Linked DNA regions of Homo sapiens: region 1 is linked to region 2. Evidence: chromatin loops called from intact Hi-C (ENCODE). Cell type or tissue: K562. All regions are shown on one strand. Links, peaks and the distances in the headings refer to the core of each region. The heading gives the core; the rest is flanking DNA. Region 1 overlaps LOC112268472 (a long non-coding RNA gene). Region 2 holds the start of LOC105377577 (a long non-coding RNA gene).

Region 1 (10,235 bases), core at 3,546-7,545, 90 kb before region 2:
ACTCCTGACCTCAGGTGATCCGCCCTTCTCGGTCTCTCAAAGTGCTGGGATTACAGGCGTGAGCCACCGCGCCCAGCCCTTATGTTTCTTAAATTCAGTCTAAAAATATACCCCCCAGCACTGGATATGTGGCTGTACTTACATAATATTTATACTTGGTATCATCATTTAACATGTGAAATGTGTTAATAATTTCTAGAACTTCTGCCTGATGAGGAAGACTTTTTCGATTCCTAATCATCACTAATTTTGGTTTCACTGCTCGAGACACACTCCAGGGGTTGAGAAATGCCCTTTTAGGTTCTGTCTTTCATTGCTAAGTGCAGCATCCAAATTAATTATTGTGTATTTAGTCTGAGTAGAGTTGTTTTTCTCATTTTGAGCTTCTCTTCAATATCACCATAGATTGGGTTTAATTCTCTAAATCCATATTGGATTTGAATCAGCCCTGAAGGCAGCGACAGTACTAGACACATTTTTTTTTTTTTAAGTTTTAGCAACAAAGACAACAATCCCCAAACTATTCTTGAAAAGTCTATTTTTGATATAAATTAGGGAAAGGAGATTCACTCAATAGAGAGACTGAATATACAAAATGAGCCATGGCCAGACCATATATAAAATGCTTCTGTAACAACTGGCCCTAAATGGCCAAGATTTGATTAATAACTGACAGCTTCCCTAACTTTTGTCCCTGCTTCCAACACCAAGTATGCCCCCCTAACCAATCACATAGGATGCTCGCCTCTAGCCAGCCCGCCTGCAGCTTCCCCAGGTCATGGTCTCCATCAGGGCACACCTGATGCCTTCTCTTTTTTCTACTCTGAAGCTTTCCCACTCCTCTGCCTTCCGTTGAGTCTCTGCAACAACGCAAGTAATAGTGGGTGATTCACTTGTTGTAGCAAGCTCTGAATGAACAACTTTTCATAGTTCTCATTTGATTGGTCTTCTTTTAATTTCTACACAATGCATTAAGTGTATATTGAATGTCCTCTATAAATATGCATTCTGGTGGAGAAGGCCTAAGACCGGGACTCAACAGAGCAGACAATCTAGCTTCCCAACTGAAGGAAACAATAACTGAACAGTTTTTGAGGGAATCATATAAAATATGAGTCAGATTATCATAAACTGTGACTGATTTTTGCTGCACTATGAACTTCTTTAGGGTGGACACCATGACAAAATGCTCAGACTGACTTAAACAAAAGTGGGAGGCTACCGTTTCACACAAGTCAGATGTGCAGTTGAGTATGGCCTGACCGAGAGAAGGAATTGTGTCAGCAGGATTCTTTTCTCCACAGTGCTGCTTCTAGCTTGGTTCCCCTGCCAGGTGTTTATGGCAGCATCTCCTGACTTCAACTCCCAGAATCTCTGGGATTCCCCATCCTGGTTTCAAGATGCTGCAGAGGAAGCCCACTGCAAGCTTCACGTCTTTGGAGCAGCGAATTCAATAAAGAGTGCAGGACCCTATTTCCCAGAGCCTCAGCTAAGTCTTCATGTCCTCTTGGCTTCACTTGGGTTAAATTCCCAACCCTAACACAGTCATGTGGCAAAGGAGATGGGAAACGGTCATTGGCTTGAGCCAATGTGAACTCACTCTTGTCCCATGAAGGAAGGCACTAGTCATATCTCTTTATGCTCCAAAATTTAGCCCAGTGCTCTCAGTAAATGACTCTTTTTTATGTTATGAAAGAAAACCAAGAAGGGTTGGTTTGGTGGGAAGATGAACTCAGAGCTTTGGTAGGGAAGGAGTGAGACCCCAAGGCTTAGGTTGGGGACAATAGGTAGATGCAATCGAGAGCTCTCACTGTAATATTCTCTGGAATCCTTGAACTTCAGAAGTGGCCCACATGGCCTAATTGGAAGATAGTGGGCCCTTCTTACTTGAAGACCAGATAGTGAGACAGTGCCTTATAAGACAACATCTGTCTTCCTCAGGATCTGCTCTACCTCCACTCCCAGCCACAAAATTCATAATTAAGGTCAGATGTCAGCACAACCTAACAGGGAAAGCAGAGCCTGCTAAGGGAGAAGAGGGATTCTACACCCAAGCAGCTCAGAACCTGGCTGATGTGTACTGGCAAGAACTGGTGAGTATGCCTGGAAGTGAATCTCCATGGTGCTGGACCAAAAGGTTGGAATATAAAACTGGATAAGAGAGAGTTTCTCTATAAGGGGGCACTCCTCTTTCACTCAGAATTAGCTACCTGGCAAGGGTCCCAGGATGTGGGTCTCATACACCGCTTGGATAAGTCCTGGAAACTTGCAGAAAGTGTTGGCCTACAAAAAAATGAAGTAAAGATGGCAGAACTACCAGCACTGACTGTGGAGAAAAGAATCAAGAGGCTTGGAGAAGTGGACATGCTAGAATAGTTCTCCCACGGGAGGTCAGTTGACCATGCTCCTGGGGAGAACACTGCATGGATGCAGGTGATAAGGAATGCACTGGTGAGTTTGGAGTCCTAATTAGGGAAAAGGAGTCAAGATGGTTGGGACCAGGGTAAAGCAAAAAAACAGATAAGCTGTAAGTTTGCCTTTCTTCATGGTCCAGGACACAGAGCCATCCTGTGCAAATAACTCACCATCTTCCTGCGCCCAGCTATCACCAGACACTCGGCTGATAGAAAAATGCAAGTTAGCTCACTGCGACCTTGGCATTATCAGTACCGCACAAAGCCCTCTTCAGCACACAGCACAAGCACCATCCTATAAAATCTCCAGCAAGCTTTTGTCTCCTTGCAGTCAGCTCCTCTCTTGCTGACTTGCCCATTGCTTTCCTGAAATACATTTTCCTACTTTTTCCAATAAATCTGCCTTTCTTTACCTAAAACTATCTTGATAAATTCTTTTTACCATCTGTGCCACCAGCCCTAGGCAGTTGCTACCCATGACAGTGAGGATACCAGCACACTGAGAAACTCAGTGGCAGCTGTCTTCTGTAGGTTGGGGCTGACAAGAGATGACACTACAGAACTGATCACACAGTAGCAGAGGCCAGCAGCACTTAATCGTCAGAAGCTAGATGGCATAATAAGGACAGTAAATCTGGAATGACAGTCAGGGGAGATCCAGGGAGGTGTTTCTAGAAACATGGTGTTTCTAGGGGAAAGATAAGTGGGCAGGCAACAAGGGCATTGTTTACAGGGTATCCTAAAAATCTTAGTGCAGTTTTAAGCTCTAAAGAGAGATCAAGAATGAATGATCAGTTTAAAATAACTGAAAGTATAATTGGATTGTTTGTAACACAAAGGATAAATGCATTAAGGAATGGAGACCCAATTTTATGTGATGTGATTAGTACTCACTGCATGCCTGTATCAAAACATCTCATGTACCCCATAAATATATACACCTACTGTGTACCCACAAAAATTAAAAAAAAAAAGAATGGATGATAAGGAGGCTAAAGTCAGCCATTCCTAGCGGGAAGTTATGCCTTCTTGCCCAATTTCAAGACCTAAGCCAGTTCTCAGACCCACAATTCATTGAGTAAAGAAAAGGTCCATACGGGTCCATGAGGAAGGATGCATTCATGCAGGATATACAGCATAGCCTATGCAGTATGGATTCCCCAGTGCTCCCAAAAGAAACTACAGCCACCTATGTAGGTGCTATACCTTGGAAAGAAGGGAACACCCAGATCTTATATCCAAGGCCCTTGAATAGAGCAATATCTAAGAAGTCAAATGTCACTGTGGCCTCCCTGTTAGAGAAATGCGGGTGTGAGAAAATAAATAAGGCAGTAGGCTCAGCATGGCCATGGGCAGCAGCGGTGGTGGTGGTAGAGGTGGAGATGGAGTCCTGGATAGGAGGACTGGGTGTTGTTCCTGGGCAGTGCAGGCCAGAGTGATGATTGTGACGTTTGGAATGATACAGCATTGATAGAAGCTTATGATAAAGCCATGCTTCATTTAAGCCACCATTCACAAGAATGACATTTGTGAAACTTCAGATAACCAAATGTCACACCTAAAAGAAAACCCAAGAAGAATAAGAGCCAAAAATAGAATATGCAACTCTCTTGAAACACAGGAAAGCTGGTGGCGCATGTTCTGCCATTAGGTCAGAAGACAGCTGCCTTCACCCAGCTACATCATTGCTTCAGTTGATTGTATTTTATTTTTATTGTTATTATTTTGAGACAGCATCTTGCTCTGTCACCCAGGTTGGAGTGCAGTGGCACCATCACAGCTCACTGCAGCCTCCACCTCTCGGGCCCAACCGATCCTCCTGCCTCAGCCTCCCGAGTAGCTGGGACTTAATTTTTATTTTTCGTAGAGACAGATTCTCACTACATTGCCCAGGCTGGTCTTGAACTCCTGGGCTCAAGCGGTTCTCCCGCCTCAGCCTCCCAAAGTGCTGGGATTACGGGCGTGAGCCACCACAGCCTGAGCCACTTAGGTTGATTTTAACGGAAAAACCCATGTTGCGGTGTACACTGGATATGGAAATGGAGAAGAGCAAAATCTGCCTGATCTACTACTTTCCCCAACCTCTGAAGTAGCTAATAATATAGAATAGAACACTCGAGAGAATGAAAGTCAAGTTCCAATGGATGAAAATGAGAACTCCAGGTCTCCTGGAAATAAACCAAATAACACCAAATCAAAAGCTACTCCATGAAACTCTTTTCTCCTTCTGCCACCCCCATGCCAGGGTCAGGACTGAGACCAGGAAAGCCAGGTCTAAAATTCAATGTTCCTCCACCAGCACCCCATTTCCTGTCATGCTGGCTGCCTCCATTTCCCTCTGGACCATCAGTAATTCCTCCACTCCCACCTCTCATATGTCCAGAGTCTCTTAATGATGCTTTGCTTTGGGAAGTGTGATCATCTCTTGGTACCTAACTGGCTATCATACTGGCTATTATATGGTGTGATGGTTAATATTAGATGTGAACTTGATTGGACTGAAGGATGCCTAGACAGCTGGTAAAGTATTGTTTCTGGGTGTGTCTGTGAGGGTGTTGCTAGAGGAGACTGACGTTTGAGTCGGTGGGCCGGGAGAGGAAGACCCACCCTCAATGTGGGTGGGCACCATCCGATCAGATGCCAGTGCCACAGGTGGGAGGGGGTGGGATAACCTTGCCTGCTGAGTCCTCTGGCTGCCCTCCGTCTCCTGTGCTGGGTGCTTCCTCCTACTTCTCCTGCCCTTGGACATTAGACTCCAGGTTCTTTGGACTCTGGGACTTGCATAGTGGCTTGCTGGGGGCTCTTGGGTCTTTGGCCACAGACTTTCAGTCTGCATAGGGCTGCATAATCAGCTTCCCTGGTTTGAGGCTTTCAGACTCGGACTGAGCCACTACCAGCTTCTCTCTTCCCCAGCTAGAAGACAGCTTATCATGGGACTTCACCTTGTGATTGTGTGAGCCAATCCTCCCTGATAAACTCTCTCATAGGAAGAACTGACTCACACAATCACATACGCAATACATGATATGTATATGATATATATATATAATATTAACATAAACGGTGTGTGTGTGTGTGTGTGTGTGTGTGTGTGTGTGTATATAACCCATCTATATACATATACATATATCCTACTAGTTCTGTCCCTCTGGAGAACCTTGACTAATACATATGAGGGTTTTTTTTATGTGTTTGTTTGTTTGTTTTTTGAGATGGGTGGTGCAATCTAGTCTCACTGCAACCTCTGCCTCCTGGGCTCAAGCAATTCTCCTGCCTTAGCCTCCCAAGTAGCTGGGATTACAGGCATGCGCCACCACGCCTGGCTAATTTTTGTATTTTTAGTAGAGGCAGAGTTTCATCATGTTGCCCAGGCTGGTCTTGAACTCCTGGCCTCAAGTGATCTGCCCACCTCAGCCTCTCAAAGTGATGAGACTACAGGTGTGAGCCACCATGTCTGGCATGAGGCACCGCGCCTGGTGAGTTTCAAAATAAAAATAAAAAAGAAAGGTGCTCGCATGTCAATTAAGGAGTAATTCTGCTATGATTATAAAAGTGAATCTTACTTTTGCATACATTTTATGGTTTGTGGAAAACAAATGTTTTACAATATTTAAAAAATCGGATTGTTAAATAGTTGAAAAGTTAATGTAAAACAACATTAAAGGGATTTTGATGCCAAAACTATTAAATAAAAAATTGATCTACATCCACCCCAGAATTCTCATGGTGTCAAAGTATCATCTTACCAAAGATTTGCTGATTGGTTTTGTGGGCACAACATACGTTTACAATGAAGAGATCCTTAGGATCTAATGACATTGCATCACCAGGAGTCAGACAACCAGACATGCTTTTTCATTTGTCATGTAGTGTGCACCTATGATGTGTTCTTATCAAAAGAGTTCAACTGGAATTTAGTCGAGCTTTTAGATCTAATTTCCCATTTGCAGAAGATACTGAGGCTAGAACAACAAGTTAAATGACACCATTAAAGAAATGATCAGATAGGTTCAGAATGTGGAATGTTGTAGAGATAACTGGCCTCATTTCTTCAAAATATCAGCATTCGGGAAGAAGAAGAAGGAGGTGGAGTGGGTAACTCTTCTATACTCAAAGTTACTTAAGGCCAGGCAGGGTGGCTCAAGTCTTTGGGAGGCTGAGATGGGAGAAGCACTTGAGGCCAGGAATTTGAGACCAGCCTGGGCAACATAGCCAGAACCCATTCTCTAAAAAAATTCTTAAAAAATTAGCCAGGCATGATGGTGAATGCCTGTAGTCCCAGCTGCTCAGGTGGCTGGGGTGGGAGGATCTCTTGAGCCCAGGAGTTCCAGATTGCAGTGAGCTATGATTGCGCCACTGCCCTACAGCCTAGGTGACAGAGCAAGACACTGTCTCTAAAAAAATAAAAATAAAAGTTACTTAGGAGACTTAACAACTAAATGCAATGTGCAGTCTTTGATTGGAACCCATGCTTTTTTGTTGTTGTTGTTTGTTTTTTGAGACAGGGTCAGGCTGGAGTGCAGTGGCGCGATCTTGGCTCACTGCAACCTCTGCCTCCTGGGTTCAAGTGATTCTCCTGTCTCAGTCAGCCAAGTAGCTGGGTGCACGCCACTATGCCTGGCCAATTTTTGTATTTTTAGTAGAGATAGTGTTTCACCATGTTGGCCAGGCTAGTCTCGAACTCCTGACCTCAGGTGATCTGCCCGCACCAAAGTGCTGAGATTACAGGTGTGAGCCATTTCGTCCAGCCTGAAGCCTGGTTTTAAAAGTCATCTGTAAAAGACCTGGGCAAAGGGCCACTGAAGAAATTTGAATATGGACTAGATTTTAAATGATATTAGACAATTATTGCTAATTTATGAGCTGGGATAAGGGTATTGTAGTTTACAGAAGAATGTCTTTATAAATGTGCGTGCTGAAGTATTTAGGAGTGAAGTGTTAAAATGTCTCTAAGATATTTTCAAATGGTTTAGCAAAATGTGTGCATATGTGTGTGTGTGTCTGTGTGTGTAAAGTATATATGGCAAAATGTTAATGAACCTAATTGGTATATTTATGAATGTTCACTGTCCTATTTTTCTATTTTCTTTATGTTTAAAAGTCTATAATAAATTTTTTTTTCATAAAAAAAGAAAAGAAAGTCCTTGATAAAGTTTGTCTCTCATTGGGTCTATGCATCCTGCCACCCACAACACCGGGTGTCATTTCCTTAGTCCCAGAATACATCAGTCTCCTAAGTAAGTTTTTCATTTTTATTCTTTTACAGACAAGTTCCCTTTTTGTTTTTTTGAAACAAGCTCTCACTCTGTTGCCCAGGCTGGAGCGCAGTGACTTGATCGTTGCTCACTGCACCACCAACTTCCCGGGTTCAAGTGATCCTCCCACCTCAATCTCCCAAATAGCTGGAATTACAGGCACACACCACCACGACTGGCTAGTTTTTTGTATTTTTAGTAGAGATGGGGTTTCACAATGTTGCCCAGGCTGGTCTTGAACTCCTGAGCTCAAGTAATCCACATGCCTCAGCCTCTCAAAGTGCTGGGACTACAGGTGTGAGCCACTGGGCCCAGCAGAGACAAGCTCTTGACCACATGTGGCAACTGGCAGACAGAATCCTACGTTGGTTCCTTGACTGTAGAATAAGAACTACCATAGTAGGAAAGGCCACCTGAAAGTTCCTGAAATTACCCCCTCTGACCTTGATAGTAAATATCTCATTCAGAGAGATAGCAGAGATGGGTGCCACCCTTGAAGACTTTAATAGTTCAAAGCTGGCGGTCCTTCTTGTAACTCCATTTAATTCACCAGTCTTGCCTCTGCAAAATCTAGGTGCATCATGGCAGATGACAGTGGACAATCACAAACTTAACCCTAATTTTAGCTGCTGTTCTGGATATGGTATCCTTACAGAGCAGATGAACCCAGGTTGGGTCTGTGGTATGCAGCTATTAATCTAGGAAGGGCATTCTTTCAATACCCTTTAGGAAAGCGCATTAGTTCTCATTTCCATGGGATGAACTGCGGTAGGCTTTCACTGTCTTGCCTCAGAATATCATCCTCCCATTCTAGTTTATTTCTATGAAATTTCAGCTTTCAGGAATGACAACAAGTATTTGATAGTCTGTCAGTTAGTTCTGCATATGAAGATAGAAGGTAGACCTTGAAAATATGTCAAGCTTTTTTGCTAAAGTCTACATTCACTGCTTTGTTGGATGCTAAGCCAACAAGCTTCAGACAAAGCTGTAAGACTGAGAGTTTCAAGGTGGCAGATAGTAGCAAAGATATTCCTATTAAATTACTGGCCACAAATCACTGGAAATCATAAAACGGTTGTTATGGGTATTAATGATGTCATAAAAATTGCCCAAAGACACTGAAGTCTTCTCTGATTGTCTCTCCGTTAAATACCTGGTGTGCCTCAGCATTCAAAAGCCGAGCATGCTCCTCCTTTTCTCCACACAGCGCAAACTTAGTGGTGGCCGTTTGATTATATTTACCTGTTTCACCATTTCCTTCAACACCTAATTTGGATCAAAAGGCATCTTTTTGTCCACCAACTGTTCTCCATAATTAAAGCAGTGGATGAATTGGCATTTAGGTGTATTCTTTCTCTTTCTCTCTCTTTTTTTTTTTTTCTAAATTGAGACAGGATCTCACTCTGTCACCCAGTCTGGAACACGGTGGTGCGATCACAGCTCACTTCAGCTTCGAACTCCTAGGTTCAAGTGATCCTCCCACCTCAGCTTCCCAAGTAGGAGCATACTTTCTGAGTAGGTATGCACCAGCATGCCTGGTTAAATGTTTTTTTTTTTTTTTAGATGATGTCTCACTCTGTCACCAGGCTGGAGTGCAGTGGCACAATCTTGGCTCACTGCAACCTCCCGCCTCCTGGGTTCAAACCATTCTCCTGCCTCAGCTTTCTGAGTAGCTGGGGTTACAGATGCCTGCCACCACGCCTGGCTATTTTTTGTATTTTTAGTAGAGATGGGGTTTTACCATGTTGGTCAGTCTGGTCTCTAACTCCTGACCTCAGGTAATCCACCTACCTCAGCCTCCCAAAGTGCTGGGATTATAGTGTGAGCCACTGCACCTGGCATTTTAAAAAAATTTTTTAATAGAAAAAAATTATTTTTTAATAGGGTCTTGCTATGTTGCTCGGGCTGGTCTGAAACTCCTGAGCTCAAGTGATCCTCCGGCCTTGGCCTCCCAAAGTGCTGGGATGACAGGCACCAGCCACCGCACCCTGCCACCTGAATTCTCTTTCACTCACATTCTATGTTCATGCATAGCAGATACTCTGTCAGCTCTGATCCCAAAGCCTTTTCAGTGACAAGTGCCCTACAGCTCACAAGATCATCATTAACAAAACAAGAAAATATCTGTTTATAGAGTCTGTGCTTTCAGAGATAAATAAGATCAAAAGCCGTAGAACATTATCCCCAAGGAAAACATGTACGCTAGAAGCAGCTTCATGCCCTGTTCCTCAGTTCTGTCCAGTCTTGGTGAGAAATATCTGCTAGCAAGAGGATGTGGTAGTAAAGACTCTTTCAATTTATCTGCCATATTATTCCGCTTTCTCTTTATGCATAATATTGGCCATTAACTTTGGGGCTGGTGTTGTTTGTTTCTTAATGTTCATGTCACTGATATCTCTTACTGCTACTACCTCTTCTCTGCCTTTAGTGATACAATTGATCGGTTTCATACTTGAAAAGCGATACTTTGCTTTTATTCCAGGAAACCTCATGTGGATGCTGGAAAGGTCACTGAGCTTGTGTGAAAGTGATACAAAAGTTTGGATGGCTTTGTGCCATTATGGGA
Region 2 (10,235 bases), core at 2,393-6,392:
ATTCCATGAAAGAAGGTCATGTATTCAGAGTTCTCCAGAGAGACAGAACCAATAGGATATATAGATAGATAGACAGACAAGAGGGCATTTATTAGAGGAATTGGCTCATGTGATTACGGAGGCTGAGAAGTCCCACGACAGGCTGTCTACAAGCTGGAGACCCTGGGATGTCAGTAGCCCGGCTCTGAACCAGGAAGCTGATGGTGTAACTCTCAGTCTGAAGTTGAAGGTCTGAGAACAGGGAGTTGGTAGGGGAGGTTGCTGGTATAAGTCCTGGAGTCCAAAGACTGGAGAGCCTGGAGTTGTTCAAAGATAGGGGAAGAGTATCCCAGCTCCAGCAGATGGATCAGCATGTGTCTTTTCTCTGTTGTTATTCTCTATGGACCCCCAGCGGGTTGGATGGTGCCTGCTCACACTGAGGGTGGGTCTTCCCCACCTGGTCCACTCAGACTTACATGCTAGTCTCCTCCGGAAACACTGTCACAGACACACCCAGAAATCATGCTTTACTGGCTCTCTGGGCATCCCTTAATCCAGTCAAGTTGACACCTAACATTAACCGTCACACAGCATTTTATAATACTCTCAAAAAGAACGCTGAATCTCACTGTGGGGTACTGGTCTTTTAGGACTAAAAGACAAGTTAGTTGAAATTCAGAAATGTACTTGTTTGGTGTGGCATGCATGCATGTGTGTGCCTGGTCCTGTGTGTGTGTGTGTGTGTGTGTGTGTGTGTGTGTGTGTGCACCTGTTGGTTTTAGGGGATGTCTGCCCGATGACATATCTAGAGTCTAGAGTGCCCAAAGAGATTTAAATATCCTACCCAAAGAGATTTAAATTTTAGGAGGACGGTCTATTCAGTTCCCTTCTGGTTTCTAAAGAGGAGACAGTCGTATATCTCTTATATCTACAGAAGCAAACAAGATGTGAATGGAACAAAAATCAACCGATTTGTTTTCTGTTAGAAAATAAATATAGGCTTCATATCTGTGAAAAGGTATTGTTTGTCATAAACCAACACCCACATGAAATGTAATATTCTCAAAACTTATTATTTTGAAAAATTCCAAAAGTACAGAAAAGTTGAAAGAGTAATACATATACCTTTCATCTAGAATCACTAATTAGTAATATTTGGCCATATTTGCTTATTCAATGTTTATGTGGTTACATGTGTGTATGTACTGTTTTCTCTGAACCATTTGAAAATAAATTGTAGCTATCAGGATATGTCTCTCCTAAGTACTCTGTAATCCTAAGAACAAGAACATCTCCATAACCACAGTACCATTAGCAAACCTAATAAATTTAAAACTGATCTGCTCATATTCAGTTTTTCCCAATTATTCCCTTAATATCCAGGATCTAACCAACAACCACATTGTGCATTTAGTTATCATATCTTTTTAGTCTTTTTGCATCTAGAACAATCTCCTACCCATTTTTTGTGTGTTTTTGCTGTTTATGACATTGATATTTTAAAGAATCAGACCAGTTGTCTTGCAGAACATCCCACAATCTGAATTTGTGTGTTATTAGTTCCCTAGGCTGCTGTGACAACGTAGCACAGACTGCCTGGTTTAAAACAACAGTAAGGTATTGTCTCACAGCTCTGGTGACTCTAAGTCCAAAATCAAGGTGTTGGCAGGGCCACGCGCCCTCCAAATGCTGCAAGAGATAATCATTTCCATGCCTCCTCCAGCCCCCACTGGCTCCTGGCACTCCTTGACTATGGGCAGCATAACTCTTCTCTGCCTCGGTCTTCACACCACTTTCTTACAAAGAACACCATTCATTGTATTTAGGGCCCACCCTACACTAGTGTGACCTGATCTCAACTACGTCTGCAAAGACCCTATTTCCGCATAGGGCCACATTCTGAGATGCTGCATGTTAGGACTTCGACATGGAGAGATTTTGGGCAGACACCAGACACAATTGACTGAAGAACAGTGTGTTTCCTCGTAGTTTTTTTGTTTGTTTGTTTGTTTGTTTGTTTTTTGAGACGGCGTCTTGCCCTGTCACCCAGGCTGGAGTGCAGTGGCATGATCTCAGCTCACTGCAACCTCTGCCTCCCAGGTTCAAGCGATTCTCGTGTCTCAGCCTCCAAAGTAGCTGGAATTACAGGTGCCCGCCACCACGCCCGGCTAATTTTTGTATTTTTAGAAGAGATGGGGTTCACCATGTTGGCCAGGCTGGTCTCGAACTCCTGACCTTAGGTGATCCACCCACCTCGGCTTCCCAAAGTGCTGGGAGTACAGGCGTGAGCCACCGCGCCTGGCCCCACATGGTTGATTGAACTTGATGATTTTCATGAAGAATATTTTGCAGGTGATGCTGTGTACTTCCCATTACCTCAATTTGTCCCATTATTGGTGATGCTAAATTTGTTCACATAGTTAAGGTGGTGTCTGCCAGATTAAACCGATTATTAATAGGTAATCTATGAGGGTGGGAACACAACTGAGCTGAAGATTCAAGCTCAAGTCATGATGTGGAAGCTGACCTAGAAACACTGGTAGGAGGTGGGAAAGGGACATAGGGAAGCAGCACGGCCAGTGCGGGCTGGGGCGTCGAGCTGACTGTCACAGGGTGCTGCAGCTCAGTCCTGCTGGGACCGCTGGGTCAGTGTAGACTGGAACGAGGACCCCCTGGCTCTGGCTGTGGGCCACTGGAGCGGAACTTCTACCCTCCCCTGCCAGCAGACAGAGCTGGCTCTTGACCAAGGAAAGCCCTCGGAGCTTTGGGCTTGTGTGCTTCACAACATCAGGGCTCAGGACCATGGCCAGGCCGTTGGCAGCATCTGCTACAGTGACCTTGTAAGCTTCATTTGTGGCTGAATAGTACTCCATTGTGTATATGCACTAGTGTACATTTTCCTATCCATTCACCTGTTGATGGACACTTAGGTGGCTTCCAAATCCTGGCTATTGTGGATACTGCGGCAGTAAATACGGGAGTGCAGATATCTCTGGGCATGTCGATTTCAATTGCTGTGGATATGTACCCATATATGAAATTGCTGGATCACGTGGTCATTCTATTTTTTGTTTTTTGAGAAACCAAATTGCTAAGAGAGTAAATTTCTAGTGTCTCACCACCAAAATAATAATAATAATAATAATAATAATAATAATAAGTCAGGTGATGGATACGTTAATTAGCTTGGTTTAATCATTTCACATTGTATACATGCATCAAAAAATCACAGTGTCCCCCATAAATGTACATATTATCTGTCAATTAAAAACGAAACACTGAGCCAGGCGCAGTGGCTCATTCCTGTAATCCCAGCACTTTGGGAGGCTGAGGTGGGAGGATCACAAGGTCAGGAGTTCGAGACCAGCCTGGCCAACATGGTGAAACCCTGTCTCTACTAAAAATACAAAAATTAGCCCAGCGTGGTGGTGCACACCTGTAATCCCAGCTACTCGGAAGGCTAAAGCCGAAGAATCACTTGAACCTGGGAGGCGGAGCTTGCAGTGAGCTGAGATTGTGCCACTCTGCTCCAGCCTGGGAGACAGAACAAGACTCCTAAAAAAAGAAAAAAAAAAAAGAAAAAAGAAAAAAAAAGAAACACACGCACACACACACACAATGAAACCCTGTCTCTACTAAAAATACAAAAAATTAGCTGGGTGTGGTAGCAGGCACCTGTAATCCCAGCTACTCTGGAGGCTGAGGTGGGAGAATCTTGAACCCGGGAGGCAGAGGTTGCAGTGAGCCGAGATGGTGCCACTGCACTCCAGCCTGGGCACCAGAGCAAGACACCGTCTCACGCACACACAAAAATAATAATAATAAATTAATTAATTAACTAAATTAATTTTAAAATGTTAAAAACACCTTAATTTACGAGCAAGTTATATAGACCTCAGCTACTTTATCTCTAGCCATGCTTTCAGGAGTTTTCTCTGTATAATATCCTGCTTTGTCAATTGCAGCTCATTTTGGTTCCATATTTTTGTGATTTTGGGAACTGGAGTTAATAAGGGGTCCACTCCTCACATCCTGCGGATTCTGCGTTGTCAGTTACATAGGAGGGAACAAGGACGTGAAATGAAATTCCTGAAAATCCGAGAGGGAACGTTGAGGGCGAGGGCACGCGACAGCGGGCCTGGAGTGTGGCCTTGCCCTCTGCCCAGGCCGGCTGCAAATCTCTGCTGCCCCCTGGAGTCCACGCTGAGCACAACCCTGAGTGTCCTTGAAGTCTGAGTCCTGTCAAGGACCGAGTTGTGTCCCCTTCCGCCAAAATTCACATGTTGAAGCCCTAACCTCTAATGGAACTGTATTTGGGGATAGGGCCTCTAAAGAGGTAATTAAGGTAGAAGAAGGTCTTATGGTTAGGACTTAATCTAATATGACAGGTTTCCTTAAAAGAAGAAATTAAGACAAACAACAGAGACCTGGTCAGGACAGGGAGGGAAGGCAGCTGTCTGTCTGCAAGGCAGGCAGCTGTCTGTCTGCAAGGCAGGCAGAGAGACCCCAGGAGAAACCAACCCTGCCGACACCTTGATCTTGGACTTCCAGCCTCCAGAACTGTGAGAAAATACGTCTGTTGTTGAAGCCACTGGTCTGTAGTATTTTGTTATGGTAACCCCAGCAAACTAATACAGGGCTGCTTTGAGCTCTTTCATTCTCTGTTCTCTTTTTCTCATCTGTCTCTATATCTACCTTTTTGTCACACTCTTTGAACTTTAAGAAAGAGATACTTTACCTCCAGCCTCTAAATCTCTCTTGCTGCCTGGGAGGTAATTTACTTCTAAACATATCCAATTTTTCTTTGTCTTTCCAGTCTTTAAGAAAAGGGGGCAGGATTTAGATAATAAGTAGATCTTAAGTAACATTCTTTTCTTTACCTTGTATTATTTTCATACTCACCCTTTCCAAAAACTAGGTTCCTTTGTGGCTTGAGCTATGCAGCTGGCTCTCAGGTCAGCCTGCAGGACACGAGGGCAGGAGGTGGGTGTGTTTGCATCAGAAAGAACATGCTCTCACTGTGACTTCACTACAAACATTAGTCTTAAACAGTGCTTCTCAAATAGTCTGGGAGGGAGGACCTGGGATTTCCCCACGATCTGTACCGAATCTATATTTTTTGTCAAATAAGATCAAGGGATTTCTAGAAAAAAAATGAAGACATACAAAATACAGGTCCCAGGTTTTTATTATTAGATTCAATAGACAGAGAATTACTCTGTCCGATTGCTTTAATTGTTTCTAAACGGTTACTTTCAATGTCTGTACTTTTCACACACACTCAACATGCAGTGCAAAGACAGACACTGGTCTATGGAGCACGCTTTCAAGACAGCTGGCCCAAAGGGTGGTGCCAGTGATTTCCATTCTTTCTCATTGGTTTTAATAATCTCACTCAGAGTCAGCTGAGCTGTGTGTCTGGAAGAACTTCTCCCAGACTTTCTCTCTCTTTTTTCTGCCCCCTGCCTTCCTGTTGGGGTTCATCCCACTGAACTTTCCTTCATGGTCAAGGCTGGGGAGAAGGTGGTTATTCCTGAGGGTTCCTGGGGAGACCTGCAGTGCTCTAGAAGTGCAAGCTCAAGTTTCTCGGTTCCTCTGAGTGGAGCGTCTAGAAGATGGAACGCTCTCTTGCTCTATGACAGCCTCTGCCATATTTGACTCTTTTTTTTTGAGATGGAGTTTTGCTCTTGTTGCCCAGGCTGGAGTGCAATGGCTCGATCTCGGTTCACCGCAACCTCCGCCTCCCGGGTTCAAGCGATTCTCCTGCCTCAGCCTCCTGAGAGCTGGGATTACAGGCATGCACCACCACACCCTGCTAATTTTTTGTATTTTTAGTAGAGATGGGGTTTCTCCATGTTGGCCAGGCTGGTCTCGAACTCCTGACCTCAGGTCATCCACCCGCCTCAGCCTCCCAAAGTGCTGGGATTACAGGCGTGAGCCACTGCACCTGGCCATATTTGACTCTTGATCACTCTTACTTTCCTGCAACCTCTCCTTTGTCTCCTTCTTGATATCAGTCTGTCCATGGGCAGCCAGACTGGCAATATGTGAGAGGAAGCTGCAGTAACAGCTTTCTGGGTACAGGAACTTCTCCACCATCTGTTATGGTAAGTGGGAGAGCAGAGTGATGGGCAGAAATTCAGGGAATGGAATCATCTGGAACTCCTGAGGAAGTATGGAGCCAAGAGCTACATCATTCACTGGAATAAACCTTCCCCAGGGAAGTTATTGTCACATAGTATGTTTAGTTTATTGTTCAATAATAAACAGAAGGTTGCAAGACAATAATCTTTAGGCTGGCATATTAAGAGTGTGGATGGCTAAAGCCAAGCAGAATGGACCCTACTCAATTTCCCATCGCTACCTGGACAACAATCCTGCCCTGCCTCTCATCTATCTCATGACCAATACATACCAATTGGCACCTAATAAGGTCAGTTTTGTGAGGCTGGATTCCCCTGGAACTATTCCAACTGGTTTAGAATGAGCATAAGAGGTCACCATGCCATTTTTTTTTCCCATGCAAGTGCAGCCTACCTCAACAAGAAAACATCCTATCCAACCAGGGCACCTGGTTTCTAGAAGAGGTGGATGCGTGTGCCACTTCTGTTTTCTTGGAGGACCAAGATGCAAGGTACTCCCAGAGCAAAAGGGATCCTTTTGTATGGTCAGGCTGTAACAGATGTGGGTGAGTCTGGTATGGGCCTAAGGAAGTAACTCTGACACTAGTTGATTCCAAAGAAATATTGTTCCGCAATAAACATACGTGTGCATGTGTCTTTATAGCAGCATGATTTATAGTCCTTTGGGTATATACCCAGTAATGGGATGGCTGGGTCAAATGGTATTTCTAGTTCTAGATCCCTGAGGAATCGCCACACTGACTTCCACAATGGTTGAACTAGTTTACAGTCCCACCAACAGTGTAAAAGTGTTCCTATTTCTCCACATCCTCTCCAGCACCTGTTGTTTCCTGACTTTTGAATGATTGCCATTCTAAGTGGTGTGAGATGGTATCTCATTGTGGTTTTGATTTGCATTTCTCTGATGGCCAGTGATGGTGAGCATTTTTTCATGTGTTTCTGGCTGCATAAATGTCTTCTTTTGAGAAGTGTCTGTTCATGTCCTTTGCCCACTTTTTGATGGGGTTGTTTGTTTTTTTCTTGTAAATTTGTTTGAGTTCATTGTAGATTCTGGATATTAGCCCTTTGTCAGATGGGTAGGTTGCGAAACTTTTCTCCCATTTTGTGGGTTGCCTGTTCACTCTGATGGTAGTTTCTTTTGCTGTGCAGAAGCTCTTTAGTTTAATTAGATCCCATTTGTCAATTTTGGCTTTTGTTGCCATTGCTTTTGGTGTTTTAGACATGAAGTCCTTGCCTGTGCCTATGTCCTGAATGGTAATGCCTAGGTTTTCTTCTAGGGTTTTTATGGTTTTAGGTCTAACGTTTAAGTCTTTAATCCATCTTGAATTAATTTTTGTATAAGGTGTAAGGAAGGGATCCAGTTTCAGCTTTCTACATATGGCTAGCCAGTTTTCCCAGCACCATTTATTAAATAGGGAATCCTTTCCCCATTGCTTGTTTTTGTCAGGTTTGTCAAAGATCAGATAGTTGTAGCCGGTCCAAATGTCCAACAATGATAGACTGGATTAAGACAATGTGGCACATATACACCATGGAATACTATGCAGCCATAAAAAATGATGAGTTCATGTCCTTTGTAGGGACATGCATGAAATTGGAAATCATCATTCTCAGTAAACTATCGCAAGGACAAAAAACCAAACACCGCATGTTCTCACTCATAGGTGGGATTTGAACAATGAGAACACATGGACACAGGAAGGGGAACATCACACTCTGGGGACTGTTGTGGGGTGGGGGGAGAGGGGAGGGATAGCATTGGGAGATATACCTAATGCTAAATGACGAGTTAATGGGTGCAGCACACCAGCACGGCACATGTATACATATGTAACTAACCTGCACATTGTGCACATGTACCCTAAAACTTAAAGTATAATAAAAAAAAAAGAAAGAAGTATTGTTCCATCATTTATCCTAACTCTTAACCTTGCCTAGAATATGCTGAAATGTTGAAAGATGGAAGCTTCTGTGTTATGAAGCCATGGGAAATGAACTGAGGGAAACTTGACATTACTGATTTTTAGAAAGGGATAACTTAGAAGCAAATATCTTGAGAAGGGATGGGATGCAGAGAACACATGGAGAGACTGGCCTTTGATAGAAAAGGAAGTTGTTTTCTCAGTTGCTAAAGGAAAGAAAAAAAATCAACAATGTCAAGTGTGGATGAGTTTGTGAATCTGATGGTGGGAAGGTGAGGGCGGATCTGATGGCCCCTATTTTCTCAGCCAAGTGTAAGTTAAAGTGGATGGAGGATGTGAGGAGGCCACTAGGAAGGGTAGAGAGTTTGAGAAGAGAGAAGAAATGGTCTTCTTGGAGACAGGGACAGTAATCTTACTAGCAAAAATGCACTGGGTTGCTGGGTTACAGTGAAAGCCCATTTGGGGTGCAGGAGGATGAATTTTAAAGTGAAGCCAATTTGCTTAGTTGTATGAATCTGGCCAAAGTTCACCTGCTGGGTGCAGCTGAGGAGGAGTGAGCACCTGGGTCTCCTTAGGCAAGCATGATGCAGGGAGAGGGGGCAAGGTGGTTATAATGACGGGCCATGGGGTGTAATCTGGAGAAAAAATGTGAAGGAAGGAAAGGACTGATGGAGATCAAGAAACCGAGAATTTTATGTCATAATTAAAGGCGAAATATGGTAGAAATACTTGATCAAGTGACATAGAAGATAAGAGGTCATGGCTGGTATATGTAGTGTTCTGGAGGTGATGCAAGTTTGGGCGAGGCATGTGAATCACGCAGCCTATGGCAGTCATGGAGCAGAGGAAAATGTATTCATTGGCCCTAGGAAGCCCAGGAACTGATTGGCAGGGTGTTGGGTGGGTCATCTAAGTAGCTACTGAAGATGTCAAAAAAGGTGATGAAGGATACCTGAGGGACAGAGGTCGGGTCCGGTTGGGGATATGTTGGTACTGACAGATGCTGTGAGTCTCAAGGGAGAGAGGTGGGAGGTGATGGTCTGGAGTGGCAATAGTCACCTCCACAGATAAGCTTTGGGACAGCCTGGTTTCAGTGAAGGTTAGGAAATGGATCCAGCCTGCAGGAAGAGGCTGAAGCTAGAGGGCAGGGCTTGCTGTTACTTCTGGAGCAGGGATTCCGGGGGCCATAGTGCATGGCACACAGGTAATATGTTTGTTCTGTATTATTAATAATGTTTTCATTGACCGAAAAAGAAATAAGTGCCTGTCAAAGAAAAATTGGGAAATACAGGTAAGTATGGAGAAGACAATAAAAACCATCCATAATCTGACTCTTGGTGACGACAACTTTTAAATGTTTTGTGTTTTTCCTTCCAGTCTTGCCCCTACATATCTGCACACATTGCCCAAATTAACCATGTGTGTAATTGGGTAAGCTAAGATGCAGTATAGGTTAGAGATTGAGTCCATAGGCTCTGGAGTCAAATCGACATAAGTTCAAATCCTGGCTCTGTGATTTATTAGTCGTGTGAACTTAGCCAAGCTTCTTAAATCTCTGACTCGGTTGTTTATAAAATAGAGATAATAAGATAATTCGTTGCGTCATTGGTTAATATGAGGATGAAATGAGACAATGTATATATAGCAACTTACCACAGCATCTGGTACACAGTAAGTTCTCAACACATTTTTCTCTTTATCTTTTTTAAATGAACATTTCCCATATTATTAATAATTCTTAAAGTCCAGGATTCTTCCTATTTACTGAGTATCCATTGTACTGATGTACACTGTGTCTATCCCTTTTTGATGACAGCATAATACAGAAGTCGAGGCAGCCTCCAGAGTCAAAATGCCTGGGTTTGACTCCTGGCTCCGCCACTTATCCCTGTGACTTTGCTGAGTTACTCAACTTCTATAATTTCAATTTTCTGATCTGTGAAATGGGGATAATTATATCCCTACTGAGTTTTTGTAATAATTACCTGATGTAACACATGTGAAGTGCTCAGTAAATCTTAGTGATGTTGATTATGATGATGACGTTTGTGAATATTTATAGTGTTTCTGACATATGCCAGTTTGCATTACTGGGTTTCATAATTTCTAGAAAGTGTGGGTAACTAAAAGTGTAAAGTTTACCAGAAAAAGAGGGGCTCTGGTTGGCCAATAGACAAAATTTACTTCAAGA

Evidence for each region. Peaks named below come from ENCODE experiments on the same cell type or tissue, not always from the same donor. Only the 100,000 strongest peaks of a DNase experiment are listed, where the experiment ranks them.
Region 1: a loop joins it to region 2, with 2.8 times the contacts of the local background. A loop is called at or near these places in 1 of 110 quality-filtered maps.

The regions. Positions count from the first base shown.
Region 1 is chr4:183,023,242-183,033,476 of GRCh38, reverse strand. The region is part of intron 2 of LOC112268472 (a long non-coding RNA gene); the gene reads right to left. It overlaps LOC107986328 (a long non-coding RNA gene), which reads left to right. Exons shown (of 2, transcript XR_007058409.1): 2 at 1,169-2,833. It also overlaps the pseudogene LOC100132090. Among named protein-coding and RNA genes, the nearest start is that of WWC2-AS2, 71 kb to the left of the region's middle. In K562, for the core only: no CTCF peak of the experiment used is centred there; a DNase peak (open chromatin) is centred at 5,337.
Region 2 is chr4:182,932,227-182,942,461 of GRCh38, reverse strand. LOC105377577 (a long non-coding RNA gene) reads right to left here and starts at 5,037. Exons shown (of 3, transcript XR_939536.3): 1 at 4,882-5,037. In K562, for the core only: a CTCF peak has its summit at 4,169 (motif pointing left); a DNase peak (open chromatin) is centred at 4,141.